Regions from separate parts of the Homo sapiens genome. Here region 1 is linked to region 2. A link is a contact called in ENCODE Hi-C or POLR2A ChIA-PET data. All regions are on one chromosome and are shown on one strand. The core of a region is the stretch at or near the end of the contact, and the rest is flanking DNA. Distances in the headings are between cores, read along the strand shown.

The links. Hi-C counts contacts between places; a loop is a spot of excess contacts on that map. ChIA-PET counts read pairs that join two places held with the same protein, here RNA polymerase II (POLR2A). Pooled maps may share reads with other maps.
Region 1: a pooled map shows a loop between it and region 2 (18-fold over the local background). The contact joins the promoter of P2RX5 here to the enhancer-like site in region 2. A Hi-C loop is called at or near these places in 4 of 50 pooled maps. POLR2A ChIA-PET finds 5 or more read pairs at or near these places in 2 of 52 experiments (PC-9 and activated B cell).

Annotation. Positions count from the first base shown.
Region 1 is chr17:3,692,908-3,699,100 of GRCh38, forward strand. P2RX5 (purinergic receptor P2X 5) reads right to left here and starts at 3,248. Exons shown (of 12, transcript NM_002561.4): 1 at 2,962-3,248. The coding sequence starts at 3,098. It overlaps P2RX5-TAX1BP3 (P2RX5-TAX1BP3 readthrough (NMD candidate)), which reads right to left and starts at 3,497. Exons shown (of 15, transcript NR_037928.1): 1 at 2,962-3,497. RefSeq lists enhancers at 849-898, 1,299-1,348, 2,319-2,835, 2,948-2,997 and a silencer at 3,118-3,477.
Region 2 is chr17:3,000,590-3,006,194 of GRCh38, forward strand. RAP1GAP2 (RAP1 GTPase activating protein 2) reads left to right here. Exons shown (of 25, transcript NM_015085.5): 15 at 4,780-4,851; 16 at 5,366-5,452. Among named protein-coding and RNA genes, the nearest start is that of RAP1GAP2-AS1, 37 kb to the left of the region's middle. RefSeq lists enhancers at 1,950-2,119, 3,030-3,159, 3,330-3,379. Within about 2 kb of position 3,627, at least 37 of the 41 ENCODE cell types and tissues checked have a DNase peak (open chromatin) inside an H3K27ac peak, as active enhancers do; they include PC-9, where a contact is called at or near this core.

The sequences.
Region 1 (6,193 bases), core at 1,998-4,497, 690 kb after region 2:
ATAGGTAAGTTGGACTTCATAAAAATTTAAAATGTTCATGCATCAAAAGACACTCTCAAGAAAGTGAAAAGACAACCCACAGAATGGGAGAAAACATTTGAAATAATGTAGCTGGTAAGGGTTTAGTATCCAGAAGATACAAAAAACTCTTATAATTTAACAATAAAAAGCCAAATAATCCAATTTAAAAATGAGCAAAGGATTTGAATAGACATTTCTCAAAAAAAAAAAAAAAAAAGAGAGAGAGAGATACACAAATGCCCAATTAAGCATATGAAAAGATGACAAACACCATTGGTCATTAGGGAAATACAAATCAAAACCACAATAAAACACCACTTCACTTCCACTAGGATGGCTATCATTTTTTAAAAACCCTACAGATAACAGGTGTTGATGAGGTTGTGAAGAAATTAGAACCCCCGTATATCACTGATAGGGATGTAAAATGAGGTAGTTATGGTAGAAAACAGTTTAGCAGTTCCTCAAAAGGTTAAGGATCGAGTTACCAGATAAGCCAGAAAATTCCCAAGAGATTGAGAACATGGCCAGGCACAGTGGCTCCCGCCTGTCATCCCAGCACTTTGGGAGGCCAAGGCAGGTGGATCACCTGAGGTCAGGAGTTCGAGGCCAGCCTGACCAACATGGTGAAACTCCGTGTCTACTAAAAAAATACAAAAATTAGCCAGGCATGGTGGCCCATGCCTGTAATCCCAGTTAATCCAGAGGCTGAGGCAGGAGAATCTCTTGAACCCAGGAGGCAGAGGTTGTAGTGAGCTGAGATCATGCCATTGCACTCCAGCCTGGGCAACAAGAGCGAAACTCCATCTCAAAAATAATAATAATAATAATTAAAAATTGAAAAATTGAAAACATGTTCACAAAAAACTTGTACATGAATGTTCTCAGAAGCATTCTTCTTCTTTTTTTTTTTTTGAGACAGTCTTGCTCTGCTGCCCAGGCTGCTGGAGTGCACTGGTGCGAGTAGCTGAGATTACATGCGCTCGCCACCACACCCAGCCAATTTTTGAATTTTTAGTAGAGACGGGGTTTTACCACGTTGGTCAGGCTAGCCTTGAACTCCTGACCTCAAGTGATCCAGCCACCGCGGTCTCCTCTCCCAAAGTGCTGGGGTTACAGGCATGAGCCACTACACTCAGCGGTGTGAAAACCACCCAAATGTCCATCAGCTGATGAATGCATGACCACAATGTGGCAGCCCCACACGGCAGGATAGTATCAGCCACAGAGAGGAATGGAGGGCTGATAGATGCCACAACATGGGTGAACCTTGAAAACATGACACCAAGTGAAAGAAGCCAGAAAAAAAAAAAAAAAGGCCGCATACTATACAATTTCATTTATACGAAATACCCAGAATAGGCAAATCCATAGAGACAGATTCTCCTGCCTCAGCCTCCCGATTAGCTGGGATTACAGGCGCCACTATCATGCCCAGCTAATTGTTGTGTATTTTTAGTAGAAACAGGGTTTCTCCATGTTGGCCAGGCTGGTCTCGAACTCCTGACCTCAGGTGATCCACCCACCTCGGCTTCCCAAAGGGCTGGGATTATAGGCATGAGCCACAGCGCCCGGCCGCCAATTTCCTAATTTTCATACTTGTACTTAGTTAAATATGTCCTGCTTTCCCTGCCATGTGAGGACACAGCGAGAGGGTGGCCATCTGCAAGCCAAGGAGAGAGCCCCCCCTGAGACCCCGAACCATGCTACCACCCTCGTCTCAGATTTCCACATCCAGGACTGCGAGAATTAAATTTCTATTGTTCAAGCAAAAGCAACTCCATTTATTCATTCATGCGTTCATTTCACATCTATTCCCTAAGCAGTTAAGTGCTGCTGGGGCCCCACCCTCAGGGCATTCCCGGACTGACAGCGACATCAGGCAAATGATCCCCCAAATAAGCCCAATAATTACACTGTGGGAAGGCCAGGGAGGAAGGGAGAGGGAGTTACTGGAAAGCCCAGATCTGGGGGCTGAGTGGATGCTAAGGGAGTGGAGGAGGACGGGCAGGCCTGGCTGAGCAACAGCACAGCGCCTACGAGGCCGCTCAGGTGGGAGGCGGCCAGGGGCCTGGGGATGCAGCTCAGAGAACGCGGACTGCTGGACCTCCGAGGGAGAGCCAGGCGTCAGGGCTGCCCTCCCAGGAGGAAGCAGGAGGAACTCCACCGCATTTACTGAACGAGTGGAATGAGGCGCATCCCCATTGTCCAGCGCTGCTTCTCCCCTCCACCTGCTCACCCCCGACCCACCCCGGGGTCAGGGCTCTGAAGGCGCCTGGCAGAGCAGCCTCCACAAGTTGCCTCTTTGGCTTTGTGGCGCCAGCTCCTGCCAGGTGGCATGAGGATGGGGGAAGGGGATGGCCGAGCTGGGTGCAGAGATAGAGGCCTCTGGGCAGGACCCCCAGCTGGACACCAGAGAGGCTGGCCGCGGGTGGGGCAAGTTGACCGGAAGGGAGCTCAGGAACATGCCGGGCTGATGAGTTTCTCCAGCTCTGAGTAGGCAGTGACACCCTGTGATTATAAATAACCTGCCGGCGCCTGGGTCAGCTGCCAGGCCAAGGCCCAGGGAGGCTCCTGGGGCGACAGCTGCCACCCAGCCCCCTGGCATCCCTGCCCCCTTCCCATGGCCCTAACACGTGGGGACCCGACTCTGGGAGAAGCAGCTGCAGGGAAAGCCTGATAAATCGAGGAAACCAGAAGGCCCCTGCCCACCTCTCATCACCTCTAGCGCCAGTGGGGGAGTGGAGAGCCCCCTCTCTACACCCTACTCCTACACCCAAGGACCCAAAGAGGACCCCCACAGCAAGCAGGCTCACAGACCCCCAGCTACCGGGAAAACCGCGTGCACGCCTGCGAATTCCAGGACCCTGGAGAAGGACGCGGCGGCTGGCACCCGCCCTGCCCCTCCCCCGCCTTCCCAAAAGTCCGCGGAGAACTTACACGACCAGGTACGCCAGGATGGAGGCCTGCAGCAGCCGGTACAGCAGGCCCACCTTCTTGTTCTTGGCGATGACATACTTCTCGGTCTTGTAGTCGAACAGCGACAGGCAGAGCCCCTTGCAGCCCGCCTGCCCCATGGCGCGCTCTCAGCCGGGCTTGCGGACCGCCCGGCCCACGTGCGCTCATGGGGAGCACTCGGTCCCTCGGTCCCTGCGCGCCCGGCGCCCGCCTCGGCCCGTCTGCGCCCGCTCAGCTGCAGCCCGGGGTGTCCGGCAGGGCTGCGGGGCGCGGGGGCGGGTCGGGGCGGCCTTTTATTGACGCGGTTGAGAAAGCCTCGGCTGGGAGCTGGGCGGCGGCGAGCACCGGAACCTCAGACCGCGACCTTGCCGCTACCTCTTCTTCCTCCTCCTCCTCCTCCTCCCCTGACACAGTGACACCCCTGCAACCTACTCCCCAGCCACCGGTCTGGGAGCGCAGCCCCCCGGATGCGCAGGACCGCCCTGTGCTGTTGCCCAGCTGAAAGCAGCGATCGCGGAGGAGAGGAAGTGAAAGGGGGAAGGGCTCCTTTTTATTTTATTTTAAATTTATTTATTCATTTATTTTTGAGACGGAGCCTCGCTCTGTCGCCGAGGCTGGAGTGCAGTGGTGCGATCTCAGCTCACTGCTACCTCCGCCTCCCGGGTTCAAGCGATTCTCCTGCCTCAGCCTCCCAAGTAGCTGGGACTACAGGCGTGATAATTTTTGTATTTTTAGTAGAGACGGGGTTTCACCATGTTGGCCAGGCTGGTCTTGAACTCCTGACCTCAGGTGATCCGCCCACCTCGGCCTCCCAAAGTGCTGGGATTACAGGCGTGAGCCACCGCGCACGGCCGGGAAGAGCTCCGTTTAAAGCAAAACTCCCCTTTCTCTCGCAAAGAAATCCCAAAGGGTTCTTCCTATTGAATAGATGGGGAACTGAGGCCAGGGGAGGAAGGAAGGGGACACAACAGGTTTCTCCATTCACCTCGCGCCAGGTCTCCTGCCAGGGAGATACATTCTTGCTCCGTGGGCAGGGGGTGGTTGTGGGGGGGAAGCCGTGGCTCCCCCACAGGCTGGAAGAGACAAGACTTGTCCCACCTGAGGCTGCCTGTGTCTGCTGCGACTAATGCGCGTTTCTACTGCAGCAGCTGCTGCAGGTTTAAAAGCCCACACTCCGGCGGAGTCGGTGGTCAGGCAGGTCCCGAGTGCCGGCAGCATGAAGACCTCCCTCCCACACTCAGGGCGGATGGTGCGGGGGTGGGGGGCAGACGGGGTGGGGGCGGGGAGACACAGGCAACCCACCCTAGGATCCTAAAAATATGCCTGGAGAGTGCGCATGTACCAACTGTTTGGAATGGTTCCCAACGCACAAGAAATAGAACTGATCCATGCAGCTATGACTGCAACCCTCTCAGTATGTGGAATTCAACAGGAGTGGGAGTGGGATGAGGGAGGGCCTCCGGGGGGGCAGGTTTAGAACTCCTGACAGCCAAAGACGCAGGGCCCTGGGTGAGCGCGGTGTGGTGAGGAGCTGCGCACGCTTATTTTCTGCATCCTGCAGTCTGACCACAAGCAGTCCTGCTCCTCTCCCTACCCCTGGCTTTCACACACAAAGAGGCTCCCTTCCCTAAGCCACAGACTCGGGGAACTGGAAGGTACCCTGAAATTCATCAGTGTGATTCTAAAGTAAAAGCCCCAAGGAAGGTGTCCAGTTTCAAAGTGCATGGGAATCATGTGGAAGAAAAAAAGGCAAATTCCTAGGCCCTGCCCCTCAAATTTTCATTCACGAAATCTAAGATGGGGCTGGGAACCTGTATTTTGCTCTCAAACTGTCATTTGGGAAAGCGTGGATCTTTGCATCTTTTCATCCATTTCAACTCAACTGCCATTTCTTCAAAAAGGCCTGTTATTATTGCCCACCCAAAGTAGCCCCCAGTCCCAGCCCAGCCACTTTCTATCCCATTATCTCATCTTATTCCCTTAGAGCACCTGTCACTATCCAGTAGGATCTCGTTGACTTAGTGACTGTGTCCCATGCTAAGACCAGAAGCTCCCGGAGAGCAGGGACCATGCCTTTGGACATCTCTGTATGTCCCTGTGCCTGCCACATAATAGTTCTAGACATATTATTGAATGAGTGGACAAACCTGGCCCTGATTTTTTTTTTTTTCAACAGGGAGGGCATTTCGATTCCACCCTGCCCCAGTCATGACTGCGAATTTTAGGGGCTGAAGTCATCTTGGCTCTCCTGCCAGCCTCCTCCTCAGCCCCCTGCTAACACAGCACTCCAATGCTCACTAAAGCAGCCGCCACCGAGTGACATCACCCCTAAGAAGATGCCCGTCACCCTGACAGTGCTGCTCCAGGGTAAGGTATAGAGGGGAGGTGGACTTTCAGAGTCTCACAGGAGTCGCCTGAATTGCATCTGCCCTGGAGAAGAGCTTGCCCATCAACCCCAGCACAGGACAACATGAGTGTCACAGAGATGGTGCCACATTGAGTCTCTCCACTCCCCAAGGGAGTTCCAGGTTTTGTTCCAGGGCCTGTTTGTTCTTTGAAGGGGTCTTTAGAGACCAGGACCTTCATTTTTCTGGGGTGATTAGGGAAGGGGTGAGTAAGTGAGGCCCCAGAGCAGAGCCTACCACTAGCCCCAGTCCCAGGCACTCTGCTGTTCTTGATTCATCAAACCTTTGTGTGCTACTGGAGAGGCTGAACTGCCAGGCACTTGCCCTCCATGTCCTGTCTTAACTGCCACTGTGGCTTTAGAGAAGGGCTCTGCTCTGACTTCCCCTCCAGTACAGGCAGCCCCTCCTGAACTCCCCACGGCACAGCCAAGACCAGGCTGCAACTTCTGACGGAACTGTCCTGAAGCTTTAGAGACCACATGAGGGGCATCTAGAGGGGACAGGGCTCTCGGGGACAGGACCAGGCCCATCCTTACGGGGTCCCTTACTGCACAGCTTCAGAGACTAGATCCAGACCCACTGGTGAGGCATGACATCAAATTACTGGGCGACAACCAGCATTAAAAAAAATAGGTTGGGCACAGGCGCTCATGCCTGTAATCCCAGCACTTTGGGAGGCTGAAGCAGCAGAACCGCTTGAGCCCAGGAGTTCAAGACCAGCCTGGGCAACATAGCAAAACTTTGTCTATATATATAGACAGACACACACACACACACACACACACACACACACACACACACACCTATAT
Region 2 (5,605 bases), core at 2,377-4,876:
TGGAGGTAACAGAATCAGCCTCAGGGCCTTCCTGATGCCGGAGAAGGGACAGAAGAAGCAGGGAGTGCAGGTCCAAGCACCAGGCTGAAGTGAGGCTGGTGGAGGTAACAGTATCAGCCTCAGGGCCTTCCTGATGCCGGAGAAGGGACAGAAGAAGCAGGGAGTGCAGGTCCAAGCACCAGGCTGAAGTGGGGCTCGTGGAGGTAACAGAATCAGCCTCAGGGCCTTCCTGATGCCGGAGAAGGGGCAGAAGAAGCAGGGAGTGCAGGTCCAAGCACCAGGCTGAAGTGGGGCTCGTGGAGGTAACAGAATCAGCCTCAGGGCCTTCCTGATGCCGGAGAAGGGACAGAAGAAGCAGGGAGTGCAGGTCCAAGCACCAGGCTGAAGTGAGGCTCGTGGAGGTAACAGTATCAGCCTCAGGGCCTTCCTGATGCCGGAGAAGGGACAGAAGAAGCAGGGAGTGCAGGTCCAAGCTCCAGGCTGAAGTGAGGCTGGTGGAGGTAACAGTATCAGCCTCAGGGCCTTCCTGATGCCGGAGAAGGGGCAGAAGAAGCAGGGAGTGCAGGTCCAAGCACCAGGCTGAAGTGAGGCTGGTGGAGGTAACAGTATCAGCCTCAGGGCCTTCCTGATGCCGGAGAAGGGACAGAAGAAGCAGGGAGTGCAGGTCCAAGCTCCAGGCTGAAGTGAGGCTGGTGGAGGTAACAGTATCAGCCTCAGGGCCTTCCTGATGCCGGAGAAGGGACAGAAGAAGCAGGGAGTGCAGGTCCAAGCACCAGGCTGAAGTGAGGCTCGTGGAGGTAACAGAATCAGCCTCAGGGCCTTCCTGATGCCGGAGAAGGGACAGAAGAAGCAGGGAGTGCAGGTCCAAGCACCAGGCTGAAGTGAGGCTCGTGGAGGTAACAAGATCAGCCTCAGGGCCTTCCTGATGCCGGAGAAGGGACAGAAGAAGCAGGGAGTGCAGGTCCAAGCACCAGGCTGAAGTGAGGCTCGTGGAGGTAACAAGATCAGCCTCAGGGCCTTCCTGATGCCGGAGAAGGGATAGAAGAAGCAGGGAGTACAGGTCAGCCACTGGGCAGCTGAACTACTCAACTGCTTCTTTTAATAGACAGTTGAAGAGGAAGAACTACTGGGAAGGATCCTTGGAATGAAGCCATGTGATAGGAGGGCTCCCAGACCCTCTGGCAGAACGAGGCCTCCTGTAGACGTTTAGCATTTGCTTCTCTTTCCCAATAGGAAATGCATCTCAGCTAACCAGCTTCTCCACTTTCCCGAGACCTTAGCCGAGTGGTGCACTCATACAGAGAAAAATCAGAGATCCAAAAAAGCGCCACCCCACCTCCAGCTGTGGTGCTAGAAGTCTTTACCCACTCTTCTTCTCCTTTTTTTTTTTTTTTTGAGACAGTCTCGCTGTCACCCAGGCTAGAGTGCAGTGGTGTGATCTTGGCTCACTGCAACCTCTGCCTCCCGGGTTCAAGCAATTCTCCTGCCTCAGCCTCCTGAGTAGGTGGGATTACAGGCACCCACCACCATGCCCGGCTAATTTTTGTATTTTTGGTAGAGACGGGGTTTCACCATGTTGGCCAGACCGGCCTTGAACTCCTGACTTTGTGATCCACTGGCCTCGGCCTCCCAAAGTGCTGGCATTACAGGCGTGAACCATCATGCCTGGCTGTCTTTACTCTTTCTTCTAAGCCACAAAGCACAGCATTGTCCTCAGAGGGGTGATGAGAAGCAGGGGGGCAGGGCTTCCCGGAGGAGCAGGCTGTGGTACCTTGATCGTGCACTCCACCTGCCAGGCAGACACTGAGGCTGGAAGGCCAGACGTGTGAATGAGGCCAGGGAGGGGGACCAGCCTTCCAAGGCACTCCCCAAAGCGCTGTCCATCCACACTCCCGGCAGCACCCCAGGTAATTAGCAGACTGCGAGGAGGACCCGGTTAGATCCCCCAGGGGGCCTGGGTGAAGCAGGACCTTAGCTGGCCCCTGCAGGCTCAGGGGCTGTGGCAAAGAAGGCTGAGATTTCCTCTGGGACTGAGTAAGCCCCAGGAGGCCTCCACTGGGGAGGGTGAGCTGAAGAAAGAAGAGTATAAAGGAGGGACAGGGTTGGGTGTGTGCAGGAAGGGGTCCTCTTCTGTCCACGGAGGGGCCGGGCTGCCTGGGGTTCTGGTCCTGGCACTGCCTCTGCTGCGTGACCTTGTTCCTTCCCTCTCTGGGCCTCTAGTTTTGTCTGTGTGAAATGAGGAAGTTGGATTAGACACCTGCAGGCTGCTAGCCCTGACATCCTGCGGGAGGGAAGGAGGCGTGCTTGGGTGTGTGTGTGTGTGGTGGGTTGCAAGGTGCTTTGGGGAAACTCTATTTCAGGAGCCCTTTACTGGGTGCAGGTCAGCAGGGGAAGTGAAAAGGCCACTGGGCGACAGTGGTTACCCCTTACCAGCTGCTTGCTCATGCCAGGCACGGTGCTGGGTCCTTAGACGCACAGTCTTGAATCCTGACAAGCCCCTGGTGAGACAAGACCTCTCGCTAGAGGGAGGAAATGGAAGCTGAGAGCTGAACCCACTTAAGGCCTGAGGCCACAGAGCCAGGGAGCTGTGGCTGAGGTCCTGTCTGGGTCTGCTTGCGGTCTTGGTCATTGAGCCATCAGAGCAGGCGAGAAATTGGCTCCACGGAGTCGGGTGTGCACGAAGCATCACTCTGGATTATTTTTCAGAAATGAGTGTAGTCCTCATCCTGCCTGCTTGGAAGGAAAGTCCAGCTCAGCCATCACCAGGACTACCCCTTTCCCTCCCCCCTATCCCTGCCTCCCTCTCCGGAAGTCCTCAAAGGTGTCAGGAATCTCAGGTGAAGCCCACCGCCGGGGAGGGCCCTGTCTTTGTAGCCCCCTCCCCGTTTCCCGTCACGACTTGTCTGTTGCTCGGACGATGCTCTGTGTGCCACCGCGGCTCCCAGGCCACTCTTGGGCGTGGGGCCTTTGTCACGTTTGAAGCTTTCTGAGGTTCCCAGTGCATCCTCATGACCCACACCAAGCTCCTTCCTCCTTCCAGCCATGCAGGTCCCTTCCCCAGAGTCACCTGCATCTGCCTCTCTCCCTCCCTCCAAGCCCTCGCTGGAGGCCCTCGCTGCATTTAGAAAACAGGAAGGTGGGGCTGTGTTCAGGCAACTTCTGCTTTCAGTCCAGTGACCCAGATGTCCCCAAGAGGGGGGAACAACAAAGGCCTGGCCGCCTGGTTGGAATGGGGTCAAGAGAGGCGCACAATGAGGATGGAAGGTGAACGCACGTCGCAAGGAAGGGCCCTGTCCTCCGTGTGGCCCACAGGGCTCTGCTGTGGGACTGTCCAGCTGGAGGGTTGGATGGACTTGAGGATGTGTCTGAAGCCACTTACACGGTCGGCACAGACCACTCTAATGCAGGCTGGAGGAGGAGGGGGAGTGGGGTGGGAAGGGCAGAGCTGGGGCTGCCCTCTGGCCTCTGTCCCAGGTGCCCACGGTCTGCAGTCTCCCCATAGCCTTCCCACACCCCCACCCCTGATTCTGGCTCTGTGACTGAATTCTTGACCTGGGCCACCGGTGCCTGGTGGGTGGTGGTAGGGAACCGGGTTCAGCTGCTGGAGCCCAGCCAGAAATCACGTCAGCCGAACGCGCACCATTTCCTGACTCGGGGCACTGCAGTTTGGGCTGGGCAGACAGCCTGGAGCTTGAGAAGAGAAAGCCCGTATTGACCAGCTCTCTCCCGCTCCGTTTCCCCTCCGGACTCTGGCAGGGCCTTTCCTTGGCTCGGTGCCCAGCTGCCTGCTCACCCGGCCTGGCAGACTCTGCATCTGCTCCACTTCACAGGCCGGGGAGGCTGGCAGCACGCCAGGGCTGGGCTCACGTCAGCGGCTGTGTAGGGAAGGGAGGGCAGTCTCCCGAGAGCCTCACAGCCTCGTGGGCTGAGAATAGGTGAAGTCAGGGCACCTCTGTGCAGAGGGAAGGCGGGGTGTGGGGCCCGTCCCACGCCTGGGCGACCCCCATGCAGCGAACCTCGAGGCCGTCACTCTAAAGCTCAGTCTCACTCAGGGTGCCAGAGGTGCGCGCCCCACCCTCAGTTCCTAGCCTGGGCCTAGGACTGGCTGACCCCGTGTGTGGGGCCAGGGCTCCCGAACACGGGTCCACCGGCTGCACGAGAGTTTCCGGGGGGCCCTACCCTTCCGATTCGGCAGGTTTAGGCCAGAGCCCATGAACCCAGTCTGTATTTTTAAACACCTGAAGCAATTTTGAAGCAATTCTGATTTATGGCCGAGCTGAGGAGTCAGGCTTGGGAAGAGAACCCCAGAGACGGGTCGGGAGAGGTCTGGATGCTCTGTTCCTCTGCGGCTAATCACCTGTGGGACTTGGGGGCTTCTCTGTGTGTCTCTGGGCATCTGTTTCCTCATCAGGGAGAACAGTTCTCCCTGTGCCTTCTCAGTAGGATTAGCGTCACGGTCGAATGAGGTCACGAGATGCCATCTCCCGGGCACTTGTATGGCATTAAAATTAGGGTCCCAGCCCTGTCCAGTCATCTTGCCAAACCTGCTTCTGGCCTCCAGGAATGCAGATGAGAGGCTGCGGATGGCCCCACACCGTCCGGCCCCACTTCTAGGAACAGGGTCAGGGCCTGTGCTGGCGATGCTCACAGGAGTATTTTGTTTGTGTTCTGGGAAGAGGAGGAGGGAGAAGGTGAGTAGCTTTGTAAGGAGCGTGGCTCCCGTAGGGGCAGCGCTCGTCTCTTCCCTCCAGGTCCGTACCATGACTCTGTTTCACTCAGGTCTCTGTCACTGCGCGGGAAGATGTGCCCACCTTTGGTCCACCTCTGCCCAGTCCCCCCGTTTTCCAGAAGGTAGGACACTCTTCCTTCTGCCCCTCTCGCATCCACGATGCCAGGTCTCAGTGCTTGAGTAGCAATGGTTGGGATGGAGCCAAATTCAGGCTGGGAACATTAGGGAGCTCCTTTTGCAGGTTTTGGGGGGAACCTCCTTTCTTGGGGTCTCTCCCCACCTCTTTCATGCTGCCAGTCTGGCCCAGCATAGGACCACTTGTCAGGGTGTTTGACACTGGGGTTGCTTTTCTGCTGAAAGACGGGCTTTTATGTTGAGCCCCGGTCAAGGAGCCTTGGGCAGGAATGAGCTCCAGTCGTGGAAGTGCCACTGTGGCTTCCCAGGACCAGGGAAGCGGGTTTCCTTGTTGGGATATTTGCAAGTGGGCTTGGCCTGGGCTAGAAATGATCCGCTGTCGGAAGGGACTTTTCAGGGGTTCTCCCCATGGCCCCGGCTCTGCCTGCCTGTCACTGTGGCTGAAGACCTTCTGGCAACAGCCGAGAGTGACAGACCTGAGGTCCGTCTTGTCTCTTCCAGGGCCCGGAATTCAGGGAGTTTCTGCTCACCAAGCTCACCAATGCCGAGAACGCCTGCTGCAAGTCGGACAAGTTTGCAAAGCTGGAGGTGAGAGTGTGGTTTCTGAAGGTCTCCCTCCTGACTGCTGGGCCACCTGTTAGCCAGCCTCATCCAGGGCTCCTCCATCTTTTTTTTTTTTTTTTTTTTTTTTGAGACAGAGTCTTGCTCTGTTACCCAGGCTGGAGTGCAGTGGCATGATCT